2 separate regions of the Mus musculus genome follow, and region 2 is linked to region 1. Evidence: chromatin contacts called from ENCODE Hi-C data. All regions are on one chromosome and are shown on one strand. The core of a region is the stretch at or near the end of the contact, and the rest is flanking DNA. Distances in the headings are between cores, read along the strand shown.

Region 1 (6,522 bases), core at 2,238-4,737:
TGGTAGAACAGGAATCAATTAAGTGTGCAACTGAGCAAAAAACCCAATAGTTGTGGTTTTTAAAAAAGGTTGTGCTGCATACACAACGAATTCTATCTTGCAGCTAGCTTCAAGTATAAGCCTAAGAGAAAGTGAATGCATATGGACTCTGCAAAGTATAACCTATTAAAAGACCGGGCCTTGGGGTTCCTAAGCATTGAAGGCATGACTTTGGACAACTCAGGCCAATAGTTCTACTTAACACCTATGCATAGATAAAAACCAAGAGTCCTGAAAACACTGCCAATCATCCTTTTCACAAATACAAATGGTGCTACTATATTAGAACGCAGGAGCCTAGAATCACGCACAGTACTTTCATGGTACCCACCTTGGCATCATGGTCAAGAACAGAAGTAGAGCAGACTGCTATCAAAAGTCTTAGAGAACTCAAATTGCAAGGCCTAGCTCCTTCCTGCTATAGCCTAACTCCATCCATAGAATTAAATTCTAATGACCAGTCTCAATTTGGAAGAAACATTGGTACAGGGTCTCACACAGCTCTACAACTTGTATTAAAGACTCATGCTCACTACTTACTAAGAACAAATTCTGCACTCATGTTGCACCTACATACTTTCCCAATGCTACATGAGCACTTTCAGCACTCCATGAGCCTTCAATTCTTAAGTCACTGGCATTTAGTAGCCCTTCTTTACTGTCATGACTTAAGATCTTTGCTATATAGTAATCCTTGAGCGTCATACACTGCTTCATCAGTTGTCATAACCATTTTAGACCTCTCATTCCCCCGAGCAGTCTCCAAGTCTTAACTGCAGCATACATACAGTGTTCTAGTCCTGAGTGGGCAGATAGGCTTTGTGTCGTCCATCATCTTAGCATTTGATCCTGGAGACTTTCCTACAAAATCCTAAGAACCCAAGTCAAACACACAAGCACAATTTGTTGCTTTCTGACCAACTTGTAAAAGGTACCCTGCTAATTTTCCTTATTCTGAGGTTTGAAATCAGGACACACAATGATTTCCTCTTCCCTGTAAATTAAGGCAAAAGACAAACTCCATGGTTAAAGCTAAGACTGGTCTCCCCATGCCCTCAACAAGAAAAAGATATTTGGGCCACTTACAGGAAAAAACAAGATACAAGATCATCAGTGCTACAAAATAACTTTATTTAAAAATGCTCATATGTACACCAAATTTTAACACAATTTATTAGCACAAAACAATGAACATTATTCCAAGTCTGTAACCACAATAAACCAGGTACCTCACAATGTTCTATTTTAGCTTACCAGAAAAAAAAAAACAAAACATTGAAACCCTTGTTAACAATCTTCCCATACTTTAAAATTCACAGCACGCACTTCCTGAATAGATCCTAGACAACTAGCAATGTATTATATATCATTTACACAAATAGAAAGGCACACCAATTCTGAGTGCACAGAGCAAAGCAATCTTAGACAAGAATCTGGAATAGGCTATACAAAATAATCTGGAAAACTCCAAGGAGCAGGCATGCTACTAGAACGGCCCTTGCCCAACTGAGCTGTTTCTACTGTTTTAGAGATTCACCTATTCTCTAAAGCCAGACAAACTAGTGTTACCAGTTACAGAACAGAATTGGATGATAAATACAACAAATTTTAGTGAACTGTTCTTTCTCCGGGCAGTTGCAGGTTGCATTGTGTCAGCAATTATGTAGGACTGACTCTTCAAACCATGCACAGGGAAAATCCAGCTGGTTTTCTGTGCTAGGTTTGCCTGTTAAAATGGACATCTTAGAGTTTTTAGTAAAATCAACAGTATATAGTCTCAATAATGCTTCCTTCTTAATATAGGATAAATTTAACTACTTTCATATAACATAAGACATTAGTAACCCACCCCCATTCCTGAAAGCTTATAGCAACTATATGCCCTAGTTACTACAAAATCAAAGTCTAAGAGAGACCACAGCTGTTTTGCCAACAGAGTTTTAGAGCAGACAGTCAGCAAAGCCCCCTGTGCGGAACTGAACAAGTGCGTTGCTGCGTGAAGCCCTTAGTGCAGAAAGCAGCTTAATTAAGGGAGGAGAGAGGAAAATCCTAGGAAAACTCCTCTTCACTACTAGGCCTCTAAGACACACATTCCTTACTAAAATTAAATCTCAATTTAAGTTCAAAACATTCTGAACACAATTACTACCACAAGCTCAGCATCCAAAGGTCCTAATTAAGACCTTATTAATTTTAAACTTCTAATTTAGTATATTGAAGAAAGTACCTGGCAGGCTTCCTATGTTGGAAGATAAACGTAGCATTCAATCCGTAACACTGGTGACAGACCCCTCCCTTTATAGGAGGCACATGGATCATGTGGATCGTGCTGACATTAGAGCTTTATCACGTTTTAAAGGAAGTTTTCATTAGTCATCTGAAACAAGTTTTAATCCAAAAATGTTAAGAATGGAGTCAGAAGTGACTATGTTTCTGTTTTAGTAATAATTGTACAATTCTGGTCACTCACAATCAAACCCAGGCCTGTGGAATCCTTACCTGGCAGCTCAGGGATCCATCAGTCAGCTTCTTGCATTTCTTTTAAAAAAAGCAACATATTATGGAAAACTTTAGCTCTGTAGATAGTGTCAGCTTAAACCTGATTTTAGCAGCTCTTCCTTATTAATTTTACTTTTCTTTAGGTTTCACTCCAATGATTTTTATTCATAGCCTGAAACCAACTGTGCTGCCCAAATGTAGAACTATATATTATATATACTGTTATCCTAAATACTAACTGCAGCTTCTCCAGACCCAGCACTCGAGTGTCATGTGTACCTGTCACTCTACTGACCATCAGTTTGCCATCTTTCCCTTGAGGGGGTCACATGGTAAGAACAGTCCAAGGATAGTTCTTTCTTACAGGGTGTGCACATTAACAGAGTGGCCACCACCTGTTAACTGTTAAGAACTCACGGATTAGGAATAATCTTATCAGAAAACACTCCATCTGAATTGTCACACTTTAATAAACAGAGATCCAAAGAAAGTAACATTTTTCTTAACTCATGTTAATGGGTTTTAGAGTAAAATAAACCTGAAGTCATACCAGGTTCAAAAGGCAGTTTAACTTCACCTAAGCCCCCACACACAACTTCTTACTAAATCCAGCGAGCAAACACGAAAATGAAATGATTCAGTAAAAACAAACCACAATTTAAAAACACAAATTTCAATTAAAAAAATCCCGTTTTACACACCAACGAAAGCAATAGAAATCACAGTTTACAGAATGTGTTCATACACTCCATCAGCTCGTGAACATTTTTACAGTGGAAATCGGCATCTTCAGCAATATTGTCATTTTCACATCTTCTGGTCACAATCCCCACCAAACTCAACAGGCCGGGACAAGTGCAATACCATACAGAGAAACACAGCATTGCGACAAATCCCAACCTGTGTAGAAAGGGGTTTGATTTTCCCTTACTTCTCTACAGACTTTTCACCACCACAGTCAGTTTTGCATGGATTTGCACAGCAGAATATTATACAGCTGGATGCAAACCTGCAAAACTAACCATAGACCAGTGCTCAATAACAGGACAGTTGGCTGGGCGATGGCCAGGCGAGGCTGGAGTTCTACAGCTGGCAGTACTTTAAGTGCTCGTAATGCAGTAGATGGCTACACACTACCTGCACTATAAGCACTTTAGTGCTACAGAAGCTGTCACATCACACACACCACGCAGGCTCTACATCGACACAATAAAAATACAAAATTAGTTTAAAAAAAAACAACACTTGAAGTAAATAGCAGGCCACCATCAGTTTTGCATAGATTTGCACAACTACATTCTTCTTGTAGTGCAACTATGCAAAACTAACAGAGGGCTGCAAACACAACTATGGAGAGACCCCTACATGCTTGCTTGACTTGGATTGGATGAGGACATAACTTCTTATGCCAGAAGGAGCACTTAGGGCAGTAGATGCTAGTCTACTTCACTATCTGCACTAGATGCACCTTAGAACAAAAAGCACGCAGCACCAGCAGGCCCTCCCCGCGACCGACTGACCGACGACTGGACGCAGCCAGTGCCGCCCGAGGCAGCGCCCACTGTGGCTCCCACCGAGGCAGCTGTCAGCATAATGCTACAAGTGCCCTCACTGCAGTAGATGCACACATCACTACCTGCACTGTAAGCACTTTGACATTATTCTGACTGGTCACAGCTTCAGTCCCAAGGTGAGGTTCACTTTATTCCTGCTAAATTTGAAATAAATAATTAGACAAAAAGGAAAAAGCCAAAGCTCTAAATTCTGTCACAAACATCAATTACAGCTTATACCCAAGGGGGGGAGGGGAGGAGCCAATAGCCAGAAGTTCCAAATTGGACACATGTAAGCCTTAAAAAAAAAAAAAAAACTCCTTAAAGAAATATAAGATACAATCCCATTAAAATGTTGGCTTTTACAGTAGGCTTCCCCAAAAAACACACAATAAGGGTCCTACAAAATGAGACCTGTTATCAGGAAGGCAGTCTGACTTGGTACTACCTTTAGAGGAAAGCCTCACATTGACCAGGCAGCAATCCCTTTCTTCTGTCCTCCACATTGTCAGATACTCGACAAGATTAATGATTATTGTTTAGTCATTTTCAAGTTTATTAGTCATAAAACATAAAAAAGTCTTAGTATCACCCCAAATTAGAAATACTCTATGACTCCAACTTGAAGGGTCTACAACTATTTGGTTAGTGTCCAAAAGCCACTGTAGATTTACTACGTTAAAATGTGGCTCACTCATTTATGACAAGAGTTCAAACTGTATTTATTTCATACCTTAAAAGACCAAGAATGTTGTACAAGCTCAAAGACAAAAGTGAAAACCAAAGGTCTCAAAAGAAGTTTTAGCTACAAAACTAGAATATACTCACCCACTCAGGCAAACTTCCTTCTCAGCAAGTATCCTTGGGCAATGCTTCGGGTGCTGCTAGGTCCACGTGTATGACTAGGGTTGGGGGTGGGGTGAAGACAGAGAAAGGGTAAGCACATTTGCTCAAAATTACTACCACTTTCCGAGCCCCATTCCAAGTTGCTCTTCTCTTAATCTTCCTAAGGGGCAATTCTATCCATTTGCCAAAAAAAAAAAAAAAAAAAAAAAAAAAGAGAGAGCCAGGACCACAAGGTCCTGAGGGCAACAATGTATTGGGTGGAAAACGCTGTAACAAAATAAAGTTGAAAACCCACCAAGATTCACATCCGTGCACGAATTAATGTGCCCCTGAAATACTGCAAGATGAGTAGCAGCAAGCCTGAACTCTACTGTCCAGCTCAAGCTAGAGAAAAAGGGCAACCAGGACTAGTCTTCACCACCCCTCCCCCAATCAGGACCTCGTGGCTGCACGCCGGGATAAAGAGTTGTTTCCCCAACTGCTGTGATCCTCGTGGCACGTTGCTCATTTTCTTCCCTCTGGTCACCTAAGAACCACGAGCCCTGCTGCGCTCTCCAGTTTTCTCCCCTCCGCGCCAGCTTATCAAGAGAAAACCGGACGGGAACACGGGATCCTGCCAAGTACCCGCCACGCTCATGGAGCCCGGGCCGGCAGCACATGTCGCACAAGGGGGCAGGCGGCCCTTGTGGGTTCCCCGCGCGGCCGCCAGGGGGCGGCAGGTCAGAGCCGGGCCGCGCTGCGCCGGACGCGGAGACTCCCCCCCCCCCCCAACCCCCGCCCGTTTCTGGGCGGCTGCGCGGCGAGCGGCGGCGCGGAGGCCCGAGCGTGGCGAGGCTCCGGACACGCCGGCCGTCCTTTGTGTCCCGCGCGCCCCCCGGCCAGGCTCCGGGGGAGGGAGGGGGGCGGACAGGGCGCTCGCCGCACGCGGCCCGAGGCCTAAGCCGGGAACAATCGGCGGCGGCGCGCAGTCGCCGCCATGTCCCCCCCCCCCCCGCCCTCGGCGCGCGCAGCCCGCCCCGCAGGAACATGGCGGCGGGGCCGCCGCTCCTGCCGAACCCGCCCGGCCCTCCCGCGCCGCGCTCGCAGCCAGCGCCCGTCCGGGGCTCCGCGCCGCCCCGAGGGCGGGCCGGGGCGTCCCGGGCCGCCCGGGCGGACCGCAGGGGTCGCCTCGCCCGCGAGGGGAGCTGCCCACGCGGCCGCACACAAAGCCCACGCGGAGCGCGGGGTGGCGCCCCGGCCCCGTCGCCCCGCAGCTCCCGCGTCCCGGAGCCCGGCCCGGCGCGCACAAAGTTTCGGGGACGCCGAGTGCCGCCCGCCCACGCCGCCCGCGCGCAGGTTCCTCGTGGGCGCGCCCCCTCCCGGCCCGCGGCCTGCCCCATGTGCCGCCGCCGCTTTGTTCTGGAGGCGCTTTAACTCTCGCCCCCGGGAGAAACTTTCCCCGCACGGCGGCCGCGCGCCCCGCCCGGCTCCCGCCGCTCCCGGGACGGCCGCCGGCCTCGTGCGAAGCCTCCCGAGGGCCATTGTGTGCGCCGGGCGGGCCTCTCCGGGGCCCGGGCCGCCGCCCCCTCGGGCCCCCTCCGGCCCG
Region 2 (6,077 bases), core at 2,155-4,654, 3.1 Mb before region 1:
ACCTTGTCTCCTACAAGCAGTTAGTTACAGGTGGGACAGGCAGAATGGCAGGTGTACATCATTCCTACTATGTAAAAGTCTGTCTCTCTCTCTCTCTCTCTCTCTCTTTCCCTCGCTCAGTGGCTAGCATCCTAATCGTGAGACCCTGTTGAGAACCCCTAAGATTTATAAGTAACGTGGTACAACTAAGCCTCCACAATGTACAAACAGCATCACTTGGGCTAAGCTGTATGAAATAACACAGCATCTTTAGTGTTTAGCACAGGGCTGGCAAATAGTATGTAGTCAAACCAATGTTATTCACTGTAGACTACAACCAGCTGAAAATGATGTCATATTAGCATGAAATACATAAAACATAGTATAAATGATGACTCCTCTATAAATTATTTGGATGTCTCCAAACTTTTTGAGTGATAAAAGGAGAAAAAGCATTCTATCCCTCAAACAAAGAAAAGGCTAGCTTTTGAAAAACGTGGCTGTAAACAGAGTAACCAAAATATCATGGCAGTTACATGTATGCAGTCACAAAACATCTCAGCATGCACATACATGTACCATGCTGGACTATACTTCAACATCAGAGGGAAACCCCCACAGCTGACGAGTGACCAATGGGAAGACGGTGCGCTCACCTGTCAGCTGAGCTCGGGCTAGCCGCTCACTGCAGCTGTAGCCGGGGCTGCTCTCCAGCAGCTTCAGCCATTCCTGGGCTTGGAACAGGTAGAGTTTAGCTTCTTTTCCAACAGCCACTGCTACGTTGTTGATTCTGACACACAGAAGAGCATGGTCACCTTGACATTAAAACAGAAATTATCAACTCGTTTGTTCCTATAAAGCACGGAGACAACACTCCACACTGCGCACCGCAGTACGGGGCTTTTGTAGAAGAACTGTTCTTAAATCTCATTATGTAAATTAATCTCAACACAACGAACACCTCATTCAGGCCTAAGAGTTCACCCAACACGGAATGAATCTGTGCGACTGCAGTGGTACGTGGTAGCATTTCACTGAAAAGCTCCGTCTGGGACACACTGACATTGATCATCACAGAACTTCAGCTTCTCTCTATAATCCATCCGTTCTCTCCATCCATGCGTTCTCTCCATCCATGTGTTTATGCATGTTCATAATCTACACAGACTTTTGCTGAAGTATCTGTTTTTTTTTTAACAGTACCTAATTATGTTTTCATGTGAAAATAAACACAGGTAACATGCGCCTGGGATACCTATTTTATACTCATAACATATTTTTATACTATGACTTTTCACAAAGCAACTGTTAGAACAGTATGTGGGGTGAATGGCAGAGAGTGAGCCGGGCTGCCCCCAGAACCAGTTAGGACACCTTACAGGCTGAAGAGGTGACTCAGGAAGAGCATTTGCTGCTCTTGAAAAGGACTAAGGGTTTGCTTCCCAGCACCAACATGGTAGCTCACACCGTCTGAAAATCCCAGCTCTAGGGGATCGGCCTCGCTCTCGCTCCCAAAGACACCTGCATAGAAGGGACACACGTAATGTTATTTGTACATGAACAAAAGTATTAATTTAAAAAATTTTAGCATAGAAATAGCAGAAAACAGGGGCCTGCGGGGGAAGAAACGCTGGATGAAGAGAGGGGAACACGAGATTCATTTTACAACCCTCTATTCTTCTGGTGAAGGTCTTTTGTTACCAGAATGACTGCTTTGGTTAAACCTTTTACATAAGTTAAAATGTACACTGTAACTAAAGAAAAAGTCTCTTACGTAAGTTGGTATACTGTATCAAGTGGTATGAAGTGACTCTAAAGTACTATTAACACTTTAAATTGTAATAAGTGACAGGTTTCAGCATAGCTTTACTGTATTTAGCTGGAATCGACCAAAACCTGGCAACAACGAGGTGTAAGTGAACTGTATCTGCATAATATATGAGAGAAGCTACCTGGCCTACCCCCTCCCCAATCTGCCATGAGACGCAGGCAACTTAACATGAACCATCTTTATAATTCAGCTGATACTTGAAAACATTTCCTGAACAGCATCCAGCGTGTCTGTTTGATAACCTAGATTTACCCCATTTCCCCTCCACAAGGTAATTACAATCAGAGTTATCGGTGGGGCACGGACAGTACAAATCACAGCTCCCACAGATCCTTGACTTACCAGCACTAACCAGATCACAGTGATTGTGCTGTCAGGTCTCAAAGGACCTGCTACAACGAGGTGGTGAAGAGACCAAAAATAGGACAAAAAAATACAACAAAGCTGTTTGCTTGAGGGGGGGGGGATCTCTTCTTCATTCGCCCGGGTTTATTCACATTTTAAAAAGCTGACATGTTTTTCTCAGAATTGTAAAACCTTCAATGTTTGTGTTTTTAAAGCCTCCTTTTACAGCACCAATTCTACAAGTTCCCAGGACTTGGCTTTCCTTCCCATGCCAAGCAGCTTCTGATTTCTATGTTCTTCTCCTAAGACCCTCTCTTCAGTAGATACAGCTGCATCTCTAAAGCAACTCCGTCATAGAAGCTGAAGATCTCAGCTTCAGTAAGCAAACGACTCCCTTGAAATGCAGTAATGTTCAAAGGACCAAGAAAACACTCTAAGGGAACAAATAAACGGGGCAAAATTAGTAGAACGAATTGCAATTTCATCAACTGAAGACCACTGATTTTCCTGGAGGATACCAGGAAGTACTTATGAAATGCAGCTCTTACACACATGCCAGAGTGTGCCAATCACGAAACTTTCTAAACACGTAGACACCGTCTTCACCAAATGAACTCTAGGCACACGGTAATAACTAAACTGTTGAGGCAATGACAGATTCCAAATCCGCTCCAAGCAGGTTTCATGCAACCGGTCTTACAAACAACAGGGAAGCTAACTTCCTGGGCTGACATCCACTCATAACCACAGGGCTCGAATGCATACAATCAGGCCAAGTGCGGAGTTGGGGGACAGCCCTGGGGAGATGCAGTGGAGCGGTCCGGTTTGCACCGGGAGTGTCGGGGAAATGGAAATGGCTTTCAGGTGCAATTAGGCTGCAGCCCGGTGGTGAAGGTTCAGGGTCGCGGCGCTGCGGGGATCCAGGTGAGGCCCGGACGACGTGGCGGGAGGGAGGCGCCGCGGCCGCCGCCTACCGACCCCGGGCTCGAGGGAGGCCGCGAGCCTCCACCCCTCGCTCGACCTGCCCGGACCTACCGTGGAACTCGAAATGGCCGATGCTCTGGCCCTGGGCGTCGCGGGCCGCGGCGCTGCTGAAGCTGCCACGCAGGGTCTTGCCCTGGCCGCCCTGCGGCCACCAGCAGCTGCACGTGAGGGCTACCGCCAGCAGCCGCAGGCCGCCCATGCCCGCCGCCCGCTCCGTTTGCTCGCCCGGCAACCGCCTGCGGCCTGCAGCCCACGTCGGCAGCAGAGGGCGGGGCGGGACTTAGGGGGCGGGGCCGGAGACTGACGGCCAATAAGGCGCGGGATCGCCTTCCATGAGCCGGGGACAGTAACCAATCATCGGCCGTGGTGGGCGGGACGTGCAGCAGTGCGGGTCCCGGCGCTCCCCAGCCATGCTGCTAATTCCCGCCTGTTTTAAATGGAGCCCTCCAGGGATGCTGTTTACGGATACTGGAAACAATCACCGTGGTAGCCTTTGCGCGTTACGCCACTGCGCACGCGCTCGTGCGCGCGCCTGTCATTGACGTCCGAGGCTTTCCTGGAAAGAACTGAGAAATACGTGGCCGAAATGTATAGCTGGCAGGAAAACGGCCTCAAAGTTGGGACACATGTTCTTTGCTTTTTCTCTCTCGCGCTTGCTTATTCGCGCGTTAATGTTGCGAGGATACATCACACGTCTAAACTGAAAAGCCTGGCTTCTCTTGGCACCAAACCGATTGTTCCTTCCTTGAATAGGGTTCCTGGACTGGTTGAATTAACTGATTATCCAGTTGGCTAGACAGCTGAGAATGACAGTGACCACCTTCATTCACGGGTAGTCCAAGATCTATTGGCCTTTCTGCTGGTGTGAAGCGGCAGCCAGGACACTATCTGCCATCACTTTGACCTATGGCAACCGGACTCCCTCCAGTGTTGATTCTACCTAGCTACAGTCTACCTCTGACTTCTGAGTTACAGAATACTATAGAAAACATCATTTCCCAGCGCCACATTCCTTTATCCCTTTTGTACACAACCTACGCTTTTTGGAATATGGGTTCAAATATTTCAAATGATCGTCTCCCAACTAATGCCCATTGTTGGTATTCTGTCTAAACTCCATCCCCACAGTTCCTGGCAGCAGCCAGGTAGGCTTGACCCAGTATAAAAGGGGCTGCTTGGCCCTTACACGTACACTCTTGCCTTTCTCTTGCCTCCTGTCCCTTGTGCCCCCCTCTCCCCATCCCCATCCCTCTTCTTTCCATGGCCCGCCTCCACTTATCTACTCTCTCCTTCTCTCTGCCTCTACTACTCTCTTAACTCCCCTCACCACGCCCTAAATAAACTCTATTTTATACTTTACCAGTGTGTGTCTGGTCCCTCCAGGGAAGGGGATGCCCGCTGAGGCTTCCCCCTTCCCCCGCACTCCACCAGAACATATAGTTAGAGCTCTTTCTCTTTTTATGATCACAACACCCATCCTTAACCCTATCAATTCCATACCCACCCTAAACCCCTGTGTCGATGACATTTGCAAATCCTTCGCTGGAGTATTTTCTACGGTTCCTCTCCTTTGCTTCACTTTGCTCTTTTTTTTTTTTTTTTTTTTTTTTCTAGATTCTCCTTTTTCAACACACTCGAAGAAGCCCTTCTGACACGTTCAGACTGTATCAGACTTCAGTGCAACCAGAACACCTTACTCCTTACCAGGTCAGTTACCACAAAATTCTGTAAATGACCTCCAGCTCATCTGAATTTCTCACTCTACTGTAAGATGAAGATGGTCAGAGGTGGTGAGTGCAGCAACTCAAAATTGTGTCACGAATAAGTTCGTACAAATTATCTTCATCCAACAAGATGTTTTTTTATAACACAAAAGCATGTCCTCACCACATACTTCATCTTAAATAAAGAAGCCCCATCAACAGCAGTTTCGGCGCTTCTGGATTCCCAGAATAAGGGTATTCGTATTTTTGAGACTTTTAATTTTTATCCTAATTATTTTTAAATATAAGAGTAATTCATGCATGTAGAGAAATTTTAATCCAGCAACATGGCTGCTTTAGCAAGGGTTCACATCTAAAGACATTCTAGATCTATGTGATCTGGCTGGAATGCAGATATGCTCTGATTAAAGTATCATTTGCCTGAAATACAGACACCTTAGTGCACACCTTTAATCCCTAACAATGTAGGTAAAGTTAGTTCCTAGGAGGAAACAGCCATGTTTGAAAGTGATGCCTAATTGATGGGCAGACAAAGTGATGAATCAGAGAAAGATTTGACAGATGAGTCAGAGAAAGGATATGTCCAATGAACTCAAGACAGCACAGGAAAGGGAGGCAATGAGAGAGAGAGACAGAGACAGAGCACTTTTATACCAGGACAGTTTTTACAAAGACAGGTTTCAGAGAGAACAAGTTAGACACGGGTGAAGAGAGAATGAGAAGGAACCCGGAGATTAGAACAGATTGTCAAAGGTAGTATGAGGCCAAGCAATGCAATTCAGTTAGAAGCCAAGAGAAACTGGATTAAACCAGTCAGCTTGAAAGATTAGATGGTATGAAAGCCTAGGCCAAGGGATGGTTAGAACAGAGAAAGTAATGTGCTGGTCTCAGGCAAGCCATGTATTCGTGCGACTTGGGTATGGCTCTCATCCCATTCCTTCACCTGAGGAAATAAAACTGAGCAAGCAGCTTAGAAGAACTCATAGCCAAAAGTGTATAGAGCAACATTTTAAGTTGTGACTTCCCAATTTCCTTGCCTATGCCCAATACTGAAATGTAGCCTTTGTTAATATTTTCCAGTGGATATTTTCAGATAAGCCTCTGCAAATATATGTAGAGTTAAACTAAATTTGCCTGGAGACTGTCCCCAGTATTTTGAATTGCTACATCAGAACTGCAACCTAACTTAGTCAGCTTTAGCCAGCCAGCATGCT

What was found. A loop is a pair of places that touch in the nucleus more often than their neighbours do.
Region 2: a loop to region 1 is called in a map of T-helper 1 cell, with 6 times the contacts of the local background. The contact joins the promoter of Gpr180 here to the promoter of Mir17hg in region 1. A Hi-C loop is called at or near these places in 2 of 37 maps with a recorded cell type or tissue (T-helper 1 cell and mature B cell).

The regions. Positions count from the first base shown.
Region 1 is chr14:115,041,355-115,047,876 of GRCm38, reverse strand. It overlaps Mir17hg (Mir17 host gene (non-protein coding)), which reads right to left and starts at 3,487. Exons shown (of 1, transcript NR_029382.1): 1 at 1,149-3,487. Mir17 (microRNA 17) reads right to left here and starts at 4,206; the gene lies at 4,123-4,206. Mir18 (microRNA 18) reads right to left here and starts at 4,026; the gene lies at 3,931-4,026. It overlaps Mir19a (microRNA 19a), which reads right to left and starts at 3,877; the gene lies at 3,796-3,877. It also overlaps Mir20a, Mir19b-1 and Mir92-1.
Region 2 is chr14:118,134,454-118,140,530 of GRCm38, reverse strand. Gpr180 (G protein-coupled receptor 180) reads right to left here and starts at 3,404. Exons shown (of 9, transcript NM_021434.5): 1 at 3,191-3,404; 2 at 636-794. The coding sequence starts at 3,338.